2 separate regions of the Homo sapiens genome follow, and region 2 is linked to region 1. The links are chromatin contacts, found by Hi-C or POLR2A ChIA-PET in ENCODE. All regions are on one chromosome and are shown on one strand. Each heading gives the region's core, a stretch centred on a gene start or an enhancer-like site at or near the end of the contact. The rest is flanking DNA. Distances are from core to core; before and after follow the strand shown.

The links. A loop is a pair of places that touch in the nucleus more often than their neighbours do. ChIA-PET counts read pairs that join two places held with the same protein, here RNA polymerase II (POLR2A). Pooled maps may share reads with other maps.
Region 2: a pooled map shows a loop between it and region 1 (7-fold over the local background). The contact joins two enhancer-like sites. A Hi-C loop is called at or near these places in 3 of 50 pooled maps. POLR2A ChIA-PET finds 5 or more read pairs at or near these places in 3 of 52 experiments (AG04450, HEK293T and WTC11).

What each region holds. Positions count from the first base shown.
Region 1 is chr2:109,212,436-109,218,201 of GRCh38, reverse strand. The region is part of intron 1 of SH3RF3 (SH3 domain containing ring finger 3); the gene reads right to left. It also overlaps a transcript of RANBP2 not described here. Among named protein-coding and RNA genes, the nearest start is that of MIR4265, 74 kb to the right of the region's middle. RefSeq lists enhancers at 3,939-3,988, 4,029-4,078. Within about 2 kb of position 4,426, at least 7 of the 41 ENCODE cell types and tissues checked have a DNase peak (open chromatin) inside an H3K27ac peak, as active enhancers do.
Region 2 is chr2:109,452,404-109,458,430 of GRCh38, reverse strand. All of the region lies in intron 8 of SH3RF3 (SH3 domain containing ring finger 3), which reads right to left. It also overlaps a transcript of RANBP2 not described here. Among named protein-coding and RNA genes, the nearest start is that of MIR4266, 140 kb to the right of the region's middle. Within about 2 kb of position 2,395, at least 3 of the 41 ENCODE cell types and tissues checked have a DNase peak (open chromatin) inside an H3K27ac peak, as active enhancers do.

The DNA of each region.
Region 1 (5,766 bases), core at 3,177-5,676:
TCACGTGCCTCAGAAACTGGTGAGGCCAGGCAGGATTTTTTTTTTTTAATAGAACAGAAAAGGAGAGGACAATGGTTTTCTGTCTCTACTCAGTTTCCAAAAACCTCTATTGACTACTCTTACCACAACACAGCACCCCTCCCCGCAGCTGTCTGCCACTTGCTTCACTTGTGGCACCTGGTTCCATCCAAGCAAACTCGAGTCCGCACACCTGTGGGAAGGCAACCGGCAGGAGCAAGGCAGAGCCCTCGAGGGAAAGGTCCTGGCTGAGCTGTCTTGCAAGGCCACCCACAGCCGGGCCAGCTCCCTTGTGCCAGGCCACAACAGAGATCCCCTGTATGGGGGAGATGGGGGCTCCCCTGCCTGGGGGAAGCTGGTGGTGTCCAGCCTGCCCAGCACCACAGCCAGGCCAGCAATCAGATGCAGGCGGGAGAAGAATGATCTATTAGTTGAGTGGCCATAGTTATTTGGTGTTAGGCAACACCCCACCCTCCCCCAAAAAGGTCTTCGGACATCTGGTCTTCTAGCCGGTGAGAGAGCTTCCTCATCTCATTCCCATCACTGGCAGGTTGTTCTCATTCTGGTGGACTGATTCTGTTTATAACACATGCAGGATGTGGTAGGTCCTGGTAGAGAAAAATCTGCCGGAAGCTCAACATTCTAAAGATACTTGAAGTCTGGGGAAGCCCGGGATGACTTCTTCCTATTACTAAGATGTGGAGTGAGTCTATTTACCAATCGTGGCCATAAACCTGGAGCTGAGACAAACCATCTGGTGAGCAGACTAAGGTCAAGATCAGGGTGATGTTCAGATGGGAATTTGACCTGTAGCCTCATTCACGATATGGTAAGTGCAGTTCCAAATACGTATCTACAAAGAGAACAACCAAGGTTCTCCAAGGACTCTGTATTTGAAAAACCATAATAAAAGATACCCAAAAGGTTCAATGGAAGACAGAATTTTATTAAAAGAGTGATTGCTCCCAGAATATTGTCTACAGAAAACAACCCCAAGTGTCCATGAGCAGACGAATGAATAAACAAGATGTGGATGACCGTACGATGGAATAGGATTTAGCCTTAAAGAGGAAGGAGATCTGACACACACTGCAGCATGAATGAGCCTAGAGGACACTGTGCTGAGTGAAATAAGCCAACACAAAAGGATAAATACTGTGTAATTCCACTTAAATCCAGCCAAATTCAAAGAAACAAAGTAGAAGAGTGGGTGCCAGGGCCTGGAGGGTGGAGGAATGGGGAGTTAAGTGTTTATGGGGACAGAATTTCGGTTTGGGAAGACGAAAAGAGTTCTGAAGATGGATGGTGGTGATGGTTTCACAACAATGAGAATGTGCTTAATGCCACTGAACTGTTTGCTTACAAATGGCTAAAATGGTAAATTTTTATGTTATGTATATTTTGCCACAATTTAAAAAAATATATTTGTATGCCAATTTAAATCAGGTCCTAGCAAATGATCAGACAAGCATGTGACCCCACAGTTTCACCCTGCCTTGGGCACTGGCTAGAGAGGGCAGGAGGTTCCAGTGAGCATGCAGGGTGGGCACCCATCAGCCTACAGAGCATGGCTGGCCATCTCACCTTCAGGAAACGCTCTGCCCCACCTCAGGCTTCGGGCTGTGTGTTCTCTGCTGACTTTCTGTATCACAGAAGCAAGGCACTTAAGCTTTGCGGCCAGGTGGGCGTGCACTGCCACTTCTCCATGGATAAGCCCTGCACCGCCCTCAAGTGACCAACTCCCCTGGACTCAGGTTCCTCCTCTGCAAAGTGGATCTCACCGTTTTAACACAGAGGGTGGTTTTGGAGCTAAATAAATGATATGCTGTGAGGTGTGGAAACACTGTCCTCAAGGTGGGATCACTAAGCTGAGAATGCTATTTCCTTTAATCCCCTTCCCTTTAAGTCAGGGCTAGAGCTGGCCAGAGAGAAAGTAGTTAGGACCTGGAAGCAGGCAGGGAGGCAACAGTAGATGCAATGATGGGCAGGTGCCTAGTGGATCCCAGTTCACTCTCTCTCCCGACTCACTCCCCACCGATGCTGAGCTGGGAACCAGACCTCACGATGTCCCCCGGGTTCCTCCTCCAGCAGCTGACAGGCTCCGTTCTTCAGACTGACTGCTTGGCTGTCTTACCTGTTCCTGCCCCAGCTCCCCCATGAATGGGTGCAGTCATGGCCATGGGAAAATTCTAGACTTGGAAGTTAACAAGCCATGGGACATGGGCACCCAGCTCACGTGGCCGCTGGCACGGTAGAAGCCCAGTTCCACATTCGCAGCTCTGTGTGGACCCCACTCTGTATGCCGGTTCCTCGGGACTCCTAACATCTGCTTCCATGTCAGAAGAAAGAAAAGGAACAAACTCGTGCAACCTGAACACAGGGCAAATCCCAGCTCATCCCTCCATCCTTAGATGTACAACTGTGCAGCGATGTCCCCCATTAGATGTCCTAGCAGTGGCAGTTCACAGGGTGAGTCACACGGTCTGGGTGTAGGATTCCAGAAGCAGCAGCTTCTCAGTAAAATCGTAGGTGAGAGCCCAGCACCCTTCCTGGCATCCAGAGTCACCGAGGAAGAACTCTACCCAGAGAGGCACTCATCACAGGCAAAAAACTACATCAGACAGGGGCTCTCCCGAGAGGAACCCACATAGAAGCAGGAGTGCACTCCGAGTACACACTGCTGAAATCAGGGCCCGGCTACCTCCCACCCCTGTTCTGATGGTGTAAAGTGGCTTGAGGAGGGGTCAGCTAGCTTGAGTATTTTACAAAGCATCTGAGTTCACTGATCTTTATCAACGTACCTTCTCCAGAATGCACCCTCCCTTCTCTGGTGTTAAATCAACTCTCCTGATTTTAATCACAAAACAATTGTATAATGAAGACTTATTCTCTCTTTACCCATGACCCAAAGTGGCCTTCTCCCCTACCCTCCAGTTTCCTCTGCCCGTGACATTAGTAAGGGGGCAGGGACCATGAGGGGAGGTTACAGACTTCTTATTCCATAATTGAGCAATGCTCAGAGAGAGAGAAACACAGAAAGACACGTAGATGCTTAACACGGTCAATTGTGATGTGTATGGAGGTTAGTCGTCCCACTGAAGGTTTAACGCTGCTCATTTTTTCCATGGACAGCTTTACTGGTTAGAAGTACAAAAGCTGTTTTCTCAGATTATTTGAGATCTTACTCTGCCTCCACCAAGATGTGTGAGCTCAGCGACGTGCCCCTTCTCTCCTCAGCTCACTACAGCTGGTGCAGAGCTCCTGGGCTGTGGTGTCAGTGCCTACCACCCTCCAAGTCTCAGATCTCCCAAAACACTGCTGTCCGCGTCACCCCCAGCAGCCCTTGGAACTCAGTCTCCAATATACATAGATCTTGCTCCCCTTTAGGGGTGAGGACGCAAGTCCAGAGGGGTGAAGCCACAGGCTCAAGGCCACACAGCTAAATGTCACCAGAGTTGCAGCTGGAGTGGAGCCCATCTTCTGATTGTCCTGTCCACGGGACAGAGAGAGCCCACAGATGCCAGCAAGAGTGTCAGGCAGAGACGTTCTTCCAGGGCTGTTCAGATGTCCTCCTCAAAAAGGATTCCTGTTTGGCTGTCTTTCAATCATCCCCCTTTTGTTTCATGTCAATGAAATTTCTTAGTCCTTGTCTCACAGGTCTTCTACGCCAGGGCCTGGCTGGCTTGGGCTCCACTCCTTTTTTTTTTTTTCTCTTTTCTATGACTCTTTTTTTTTAATACTTTAAGTTCTAGGGTACATGTACACAGTGTGCAGGTTTGTTACACAAGAACTCTCTACACAGCACACGTGGCCCCGGCCTCCTGCTGCCCCCACAGCCCCAAGGCCCCTCCTCTGCCAGGGTAGCAATGCTCCCAGGAGAATAAGGCAAGCCCTTCTGCCCCAGCTTTTGGGGCCACTCCCTTTGGGTGATCTTATCTCTTGTGGTTTTACCCATAAACCACATGCTGACAGCTTTATTTCCAGTCACTTCCAGTCTGCGTCTTAGCCTCACCTCCAACAGCCTGCTGAGGCCCCTACCTAGACGCAGCATGGGGGCACCCGGCACACCCAAGACAATTGGCAGAAACACCCCTTCCTCCTCGCCGTCCAGTGACCACTGCCTGCCCTCCATTTCCTCCAACCAGAACTGCAGGGCTGGTCTCAGAGCTCCTCCCTCCCCTGCCCGCCACGTCCACCCAATCCACAGGTCTTTTGCAGGGACTGCTCCAGGCCTCTGAGGGCAGTCACTGAGTCAGCTTCCTCCACACTCTGACACCAGTGTCCCGGGAGGCTTTGCCTCATGGGCTTGGGTTACTTCAGTGACCTCAGAACGACCCACGGGCTGTAACCCTGCCCTTCCAGCCCATCCACCACACCACACCACACCCTATCACACCACACCACAGTGAGACCACGTCACGTTCCTATTTAAAACCATCCCCACGTTCCCCACTCAAGGTAAAGGATAAAGGCCAGGCTCTGACACGTGACAGATGAAGCCATCTTGACCTGACCTTAGTATGCCTGTGTAGACACACAGTTTGCTGCCCTGACATGGCTCAAAGGTGCCTGCTGTGTTGGACACAGCTGGTGTCCACCCAATGCCCCCATCTTCCTTGCTTTAAGAGCCCAGCCCCCTGTTAGGTGATAGAGGCTTCAGATGGCAGATATGCCCTTCTCCAGGCTCCCTGCAGATCCTGGGGCCACGTCCTCACCAGTGAGATATAAGGGGAAGTGTCCTGGATGCTTCTGGGAACACTTTCTTCCCTAATAAAATGAGGGAGGTTTGAGGAGCCCTGGTCCGTCCCTCCTGTCACCCAGCAGTTATCACTGGAGGACAAGATGCCCGGGCTGCGTTTGGCGTACACATAGCCTTATGCTATGGACACACCAGGGTGTGGAAGGGCAAAGAGGGAGGAAGAGCCATGTCCTGAGTACATCACTGAGCTCAGAAGCAGCCCTGGGACCACCTACTTCCAGAGTTCTTGCCAAGGAAGAGAATAAGCAACCGCGCCCATGTGGTTTAAACCCAGTTTAAAAACTGGGTGTTCATGACTTGCAGCCCAGAGCACCCAAAGTGATGCAACTGCTTGACTGTGCTTTCAGATTCCTCCGAGCCTTCCCAGGACTGCATCCTCCACCTGCTCAGAGTGCACTCCTACCCTGCTGCCGACACCTGCACACCGCTCAGCACAGGGCTTCCCTGGGATGTGTGGGCAGCATCTGTCTTTTCATCATCCACTATATTCCAATCATCTTTCTCCCCCACCCAACAGAAGTTCCATAAAGCCAAGACTGTGTCTGATCCACCCTTGTTCTTCCAGTGCCCAGCCTGGTATGGCACCTACCCCACACCAGCTCACCAGGAGGTCTAACTCCTCCAGCAGGGAAATACCAGGGGCAGAGGGAACTGACGGGTGGGGGAGAAGGCTGCTTTGGGCCACGGGCAAAGAGAGAATGGGTCTTTATTATACAACAATTAGTTCTGTGATTACAATCAGGTGAGTCCATTTAACACAAGAAAAGGGAGGTTGCTATCTGGAGAAGAAACATTGACAAAGATCAATGAACCCAAAAGATCTGTCAAATGTGTGGGTCAGCCGACTTCTCCTCAAGCCACTCCACTTGATCTCATTTCTCCAGCCAGCTGGGCAAAGCTACCTCAAGCCAACCTCCCTGGAGCTGTCGGAAAGCCTCACAATGCAGTCAGGATGGTTGCTAACAAATTCATTTTGAGACTTTTGTATT
Region 2 (6,027 bases), core at 1,146-3,645, 240 kb before region 1:
ACCTTAAAGTGAAAGAGAGAATAAATAAGAGTTAGAAGGCAGGTGATGAAGCCATAAATCTAGCCATTTCTGCTGGTCTTACAAAGAAATCCTATAGCAATAACATTTTCATGAAGTTGACCTATTGGTTCTATTTGAGATCCAGACAGAGTGTGAATCCTCTGAAAAGATTAATGAGTTTCATTCTCATGCTATATACAAATGTGTCCTATAATGTAGTAAGATGCGGCCTGGAAGGAATTTAATAAGCAAGCACATAGCTTATCAGGTGAATAAAAACCAAACTGTCCCAGGAGTGACTTCCCCTAGAGGGAGATGATGGTATGAAGCCGTCTTATTCCCTTGAGGTTACAGAGTGCCCTCCCCGGCTCCTGCACCACATGGCCTGAGTGCCTGAAAAAACAAAATAAAACCACAACAAATAGAATGCCGAACCCAGCACTCTCTGTTCTTTCTCGACATTTCCCTCAGTTATGGGACCAAAATGGAGAGTGCTGGCAAGTGCTGTGGAATGTTCAGAGATGCCCCGCCATGCTGACTTTGTTGCCTTCTGGGAGGGACAGACGGCTGGGTCTGATGTGTGGGCATTACCTTCTGATGTAGTTTATGGGGTGTGCGCTTGTTTTTCTTCTGAACTAATGCCATCACTGAGTTTTTCTGGGCATGGACGGCTGGAAAAAAATCCCATGTCTTTGAAAGCACTGTGAGAATATATCAGTTGAAAAAGAAGGCAGTCACAGCAGTAGAATTTTGCAGAACAGAATCTAGACTTGATGTGGGAATTGAGTTGTGCCGGGGCTCCCGGCCATGCAGTGTGTGCATCGCTCGCCCCAGCCACACTGTCACACGCATCGCTTGCTTGTTCAGCTCGTGTGGCACTAGAGTGTAGGATTTCACAGTAATCCTGATTAGTTACTCGTTATTAGTCAGTGCCCTTTGGGGAGGGTGGCAGAACCCTCACAACTATTACACATGACTTACAAATCCTTTTCATTTTCTAAAGTGTATTACTATTTTAAAAATGCATTTTGGTTTAATGCTTTGCAGTTGAAACCCTACTTCTGAATAATAGTTTACTTGAGTTCCCTTCATTGTTCATATAACAAAATTAACCCCTCCTTTGATCTTTTAGAGAAGCCTCGGGGATATAAGTTTTACATCTGTATGGATCATTTAATTCTAGGATCCAGACTTCAATTAACTATCAAATTCTTAATAATAATTTCTAATACTTTTGTTCTAAATACTATGTTATGCATTCGTCAAACTAACTAAATTTACTACTCCCAACAACTCAGGGTGGTAGGTGCTATCGTCCCCATTTCACAGATGTGGAAACTGAGGCATGGAAGGTGGAGAAGCTTGCTCGAAGTCACATAATTGGTAAACAGGAGATTGATTCACACTAGGCAGCCGACCCCAGGTCCACCCTCCATGCTGATTAATCCACTGTGTCTTCCTCCTCCAAATTCAAGCTTCACTCGCTGTTGAGATGACTGTGCTCCTTCCCTCGTCCCTGCCACTTTCTGAAGGCTCAGCGGCATGAGCCCTAGGCTATTCTCCCCAGAAGAGAAGCTGACTAGCAGTAGCAGAGAATGGGGAGTGGGCACTTGTGGGTACCATGGAGCCTGGTTTCATTCCCAGTGCCCTACTCGTTGTGTGGCCTTGGGCAGGTCACCTTGCCTCTCTGGACTTCATGTCCACATTTGTACCCTGAAAGGGTCACCAGCACTCACAACCACGCTGAGATCCAGAAGTCTCATCCCAATGCAGAGGCCACGGAGTTTCTACAGGAGAACTGGGGACAGCCAGCTTCACTTGCTGTCCTGGGAGGGCGCAGATAACAAGAGAAGCCTCCAGGCCACCACTGACCTCTGCTCAGACCAGGCTGGGCCACTGCCCTGCCCCACTGAGGGCCTGTGCTCTGACGGGACATTCCTAACTTAGAGAAAGGTTGCCACTCCTGTCACCAGTGAAGCGATGCTCCAGCAGTTTATGCCTTCCAAAAAAGGCTGTCTGGAAAACTTCAAAATGTTTTTTGGCAGCTGGGATTCACGCTTTCAGGATGGGTTCATTTTCAGCCGCACATGCTGGCTCCCCTTATCCCTCGGAAGGCAGCCTGACAATAGGGGAACAGGAAGAGGACCTGGAGTCGCCGGTGCTCCCAGCCACACGGGGCTGACTCTGCGACCCCTTCTGCCCAGCCAACGCCAGTGCCACTAACCAGCAGAGCTGCCAGGCACAAGTGGCCAGGGCAGAGGTGGTTTCCATGGCCCATGGCTGACCATGAGACTCTTCAGTGACTTTGCTGTGCGGCAGACCTGAGGTTCCCAAGCCCCCAGTGGGCCTGGGAGCCCAGCGATGCATCAGACTGTGGCTGCACCTGATGACAGAGCATGGGCCAAGGGGCTCCGTGAGCAGGCTGCAGGGCAGGTCTCCCCTAAGACCTGCATGATGGTTCCCACGTGGGTGAATCAGTTCTGGGTGAGGTCAGATCCAGCCCCTTCTACCTCTCATGCCAGTGTGTGCAGGTGACAGCAGGCCCCTCCCCACCCTGGTTGGTGGGAGCATGCAGCCAGCCTGTGCCAGCAGAGTGTAGCTGTCACTTCGGAAGTGAATGGCACTGGTAAACCTGGAGAAGCTGGGATGAGCGCTGGCAGCAGCTGGCTTCCCCGGCTGCCTGTCGACAGAACTGGGATGGACGAGTAAGGGTCTACCTATTGCAGGGTGCCTCCACTCGAGAGGAAATACATTTATAAGCCAGCGATTCTTCACTTTAGAGAGAGCTGCCTGGCCACTCAAAAGAGCTTCATCCTCAAGATTTCTTCAGATTGGATGTTCCTGGGGTTTCATGAAAAATATAATCACACTCCTATATAATATCATGAGTGTATATGCCATAGTAACACACATATATGAGATATACATATATTTAATGGGTGGGTGCACACATGTGTCCCACAGACTCCACGCCCCAGACCAGGCCTTGCTGCTGTCATTATGGGTCATTCTGTCAGGTCCTCTGTTCCTTTCAGACCAAATTGGGTTTGCAGTCTTGATTATGTCGGTCATCCACATGGACTGGTAAGTGATTCATTGTTGCATGGGTTCTGGCTGTGGCTGGGTCCAATGTGGACCCAGAAGGCAGACACCTAGGGCCCTTTCTCCCCCCAAGGCCAGCCTCATGGTCTCCTGCCAGCCGCTACCCTGGATGTCTCACTGTGGGACTCCTGGACGGGCCATGACCTCCCAGGGACTAGGAGGCCACCACAGTCAGCACTTGGACCCAACACAGGAGGCAGGAGGCCAGCATTCCCATGCCAGCTCCACTGCCGATGCTGTGTGGCCCCAGGCAAGTCTCTGAAGGTCTCTGAGCCTCAGGAACATCATGGAAAATGGAGAGTTTAATATAAAACATCTTTAGAGGCTCTTTCAAGTTTCAATATTCTATTACTCACTGAAACTAAAACTACCACACCCATAAAGAGAGAGTTAACTTTTTTTTTTTCTGGCCCATAAAGAATTTCCCATAAGTCGTGAGAGTGAAAACTTACTGGCAGCAGTTTTTCCAATTCTCTTTAGTCTACAATCATCACCAGGTGCCTTCTATGGGCTGGGGTTGTCGACCTAAGGCTTCGAGATGTTTTTGAATTAAGTTTTATGTCAGGACTCGCACACAGCAACACAGAAGCTCCCCAGTGTACCGTCCCTACTGTATGCTCACCATGAAGATCTATCCTACCCTGTTTCATTCTGTTTATCCCATCCAATCTAAATAAAAATGTGGGTCCCAATCCACTGGATTGATCATTTGAAGAATGCTGCTGTGGAACTCATGGCCAGGCCAGAGCCTTGGGGAACCTCAGCACCAAGGAGAGGGCTCCACAGAAGTCAGGCAGCCGGCGGGAGCGCTCTCACCGTGTGGACTTGGTCAACTGCACAGGGACAGCAAGAGGCTCAGAACCCCGAGGAGGCAAGGAGCACCACTCATGGCCTGTGCTCAAGCCTTCCTGAGGTCAATGGAAAACTATAACCACCCAATCCAGACAGGACTAAAAATGGCCCAGACCCTTCAGGAGTGAAGGTTCGGGTCACCCCACCAGGTAAGGGTCCATGCCCAGCTGAGGCGCTTTCTGAAGGGAAGGGGAATACAGATTGGATAGTAGACAAAGTAATTATAAATACCAGCCACGACCATGTGAACAGCTACAGAAATGAGGATTGTAATTGTTGTAAGTATTTCCTCCTATTTTATTATGAATATGTCTGTGTGAATGTGTATATTAAGCAGTACCTTTGTTTTCTTCTCTCTCTTATCTCACCATGTAATGTAAGTTGCACTGACTTTTATATGATATGATTATTATACGATAGTATTTAAGTTACAGGATATTTAAGTAGTTAAGTTACAGGATGGCACCCTCCTGCCCAGCATCTGCAGATTTTGCAGTGCTGAGCAGTTGGCAACGAGGCCCTCCCAGGGCTGCCTGCTACCTCTCCCGTCCCTGGCCCTCATCTTCGGGCCATGTCCCCTGGCCTCTGCTCAGGCTGACCCTCAGCCAAGGATCCTCCCATCTGTGCCCCGGGAAGTCTCCCCTGACCTGGGCTGACCAGGCGCCTTTGTCGGTGACCCTCTGTTCCCACACGCAGGTCAATCACCCACCCTCTCCTGCAATCAATCGCCTGTTTACCTGTACAGTGACCTGTACTATACTCTGGCTCCTCCAGGCCAGGGTTGACCTTTCCATCATTATGAACCGTGTGCCTGCGCTCTGCCAGGTACATCCTCATGCTCTTTGCAATACACAGATGAGTCAGGGATTGGGGCACAAGTAAGAGAGTGAGTGATGGCCGGTCGGGTGGTTAGGGATGCCAACTGCACGCAGCCCATTGCACCCTTCTCTTCTGGGTGACTCTCCCCTGGACTTAGGTACCCTGAGGGTTCGTATCACCTGGTGCTGATGTGCTCACACAGTTTCAAAACCAGAAAACTGTCACGGATGGACACAATAGGCAGTGTTCCATGGTTGTTTCAAGCACAAAATTCATTTTTAAGTGCAAAAGGATAACTTAAATCCTGAAGACCACCTTTTAAAACCAGATTTGAGTTCTACTGTGTAACTTGTGGGTGTTGGGGGCCTGGCCACAGGGCAGCCCCTGCAGGGAGCAATATGATCAGGCAGGTGGGCAGGAAGAGACCTGGGAGAGTAGGCTGGAGAGGTTCCTGCATAGGCTGGCAGATGCCTGGGCCCAGAGAGGAGCTCTGGTTCAGGAATGGGTCTGGAGAAAGAACTGCCACTCTGTCTGCACTTGTATTATCCCCAGAGGCCTGCACACCACATCGGGCCACGCAGGGAACAGAGCTCAAAGGCCCAATCCCCCTGGATATAGCAGCAGAGCACCAGCCTCCCGGGGACCAGTTTCCCGGGGACCAGCCTCCCGGGAATAGCCTCCCAGGGACCAGCCTCCCAGGGACCAGCCTCCCGGCACCAGCCTCCCGGGACCAGCCTCCTGGCACCAGCCTCCCGGGACCAGCCTCCTGGGACCAGCCTCCTGGCACCAGCCTCCCGGGACCAGCCTCCCAGGGACCAGCCTCCTGGCACCAGCCTCCCAGAACCAGCCTCCCAGCACCAGCCTCCCAGGGACCAGCCTCCTGGGACCAGCCTGCCAGCACCAGCCTCCTGGGGACAAGCCTCCTGGCACAAGCCTCCCGGGAACCAGCCTCCTGGGACCTTGACCATAGCCACTGACACCACACAACACAGAGCTGGTTTTGGGGCTTCTTCCTTCTCCACACACAGGGATATGGCGCGTAAATCTCCCACGCTCCTAGGAGAAAATTACTCCCTACTCTACGGCGCCCAGGAGCTGTATCCACCCTGCCTTCTCTCTGGTACATGCATGGAAGGGCCTGGGTGGAATTTAGCAGCACTAGCGCTAGGAAACTGCGCTGCACTGAGGTATATGCATCAGTGGATGTGGGAGTGAGGAGCTCACTGTCTTTTCCCAAAGAAAATTTAACAGAAA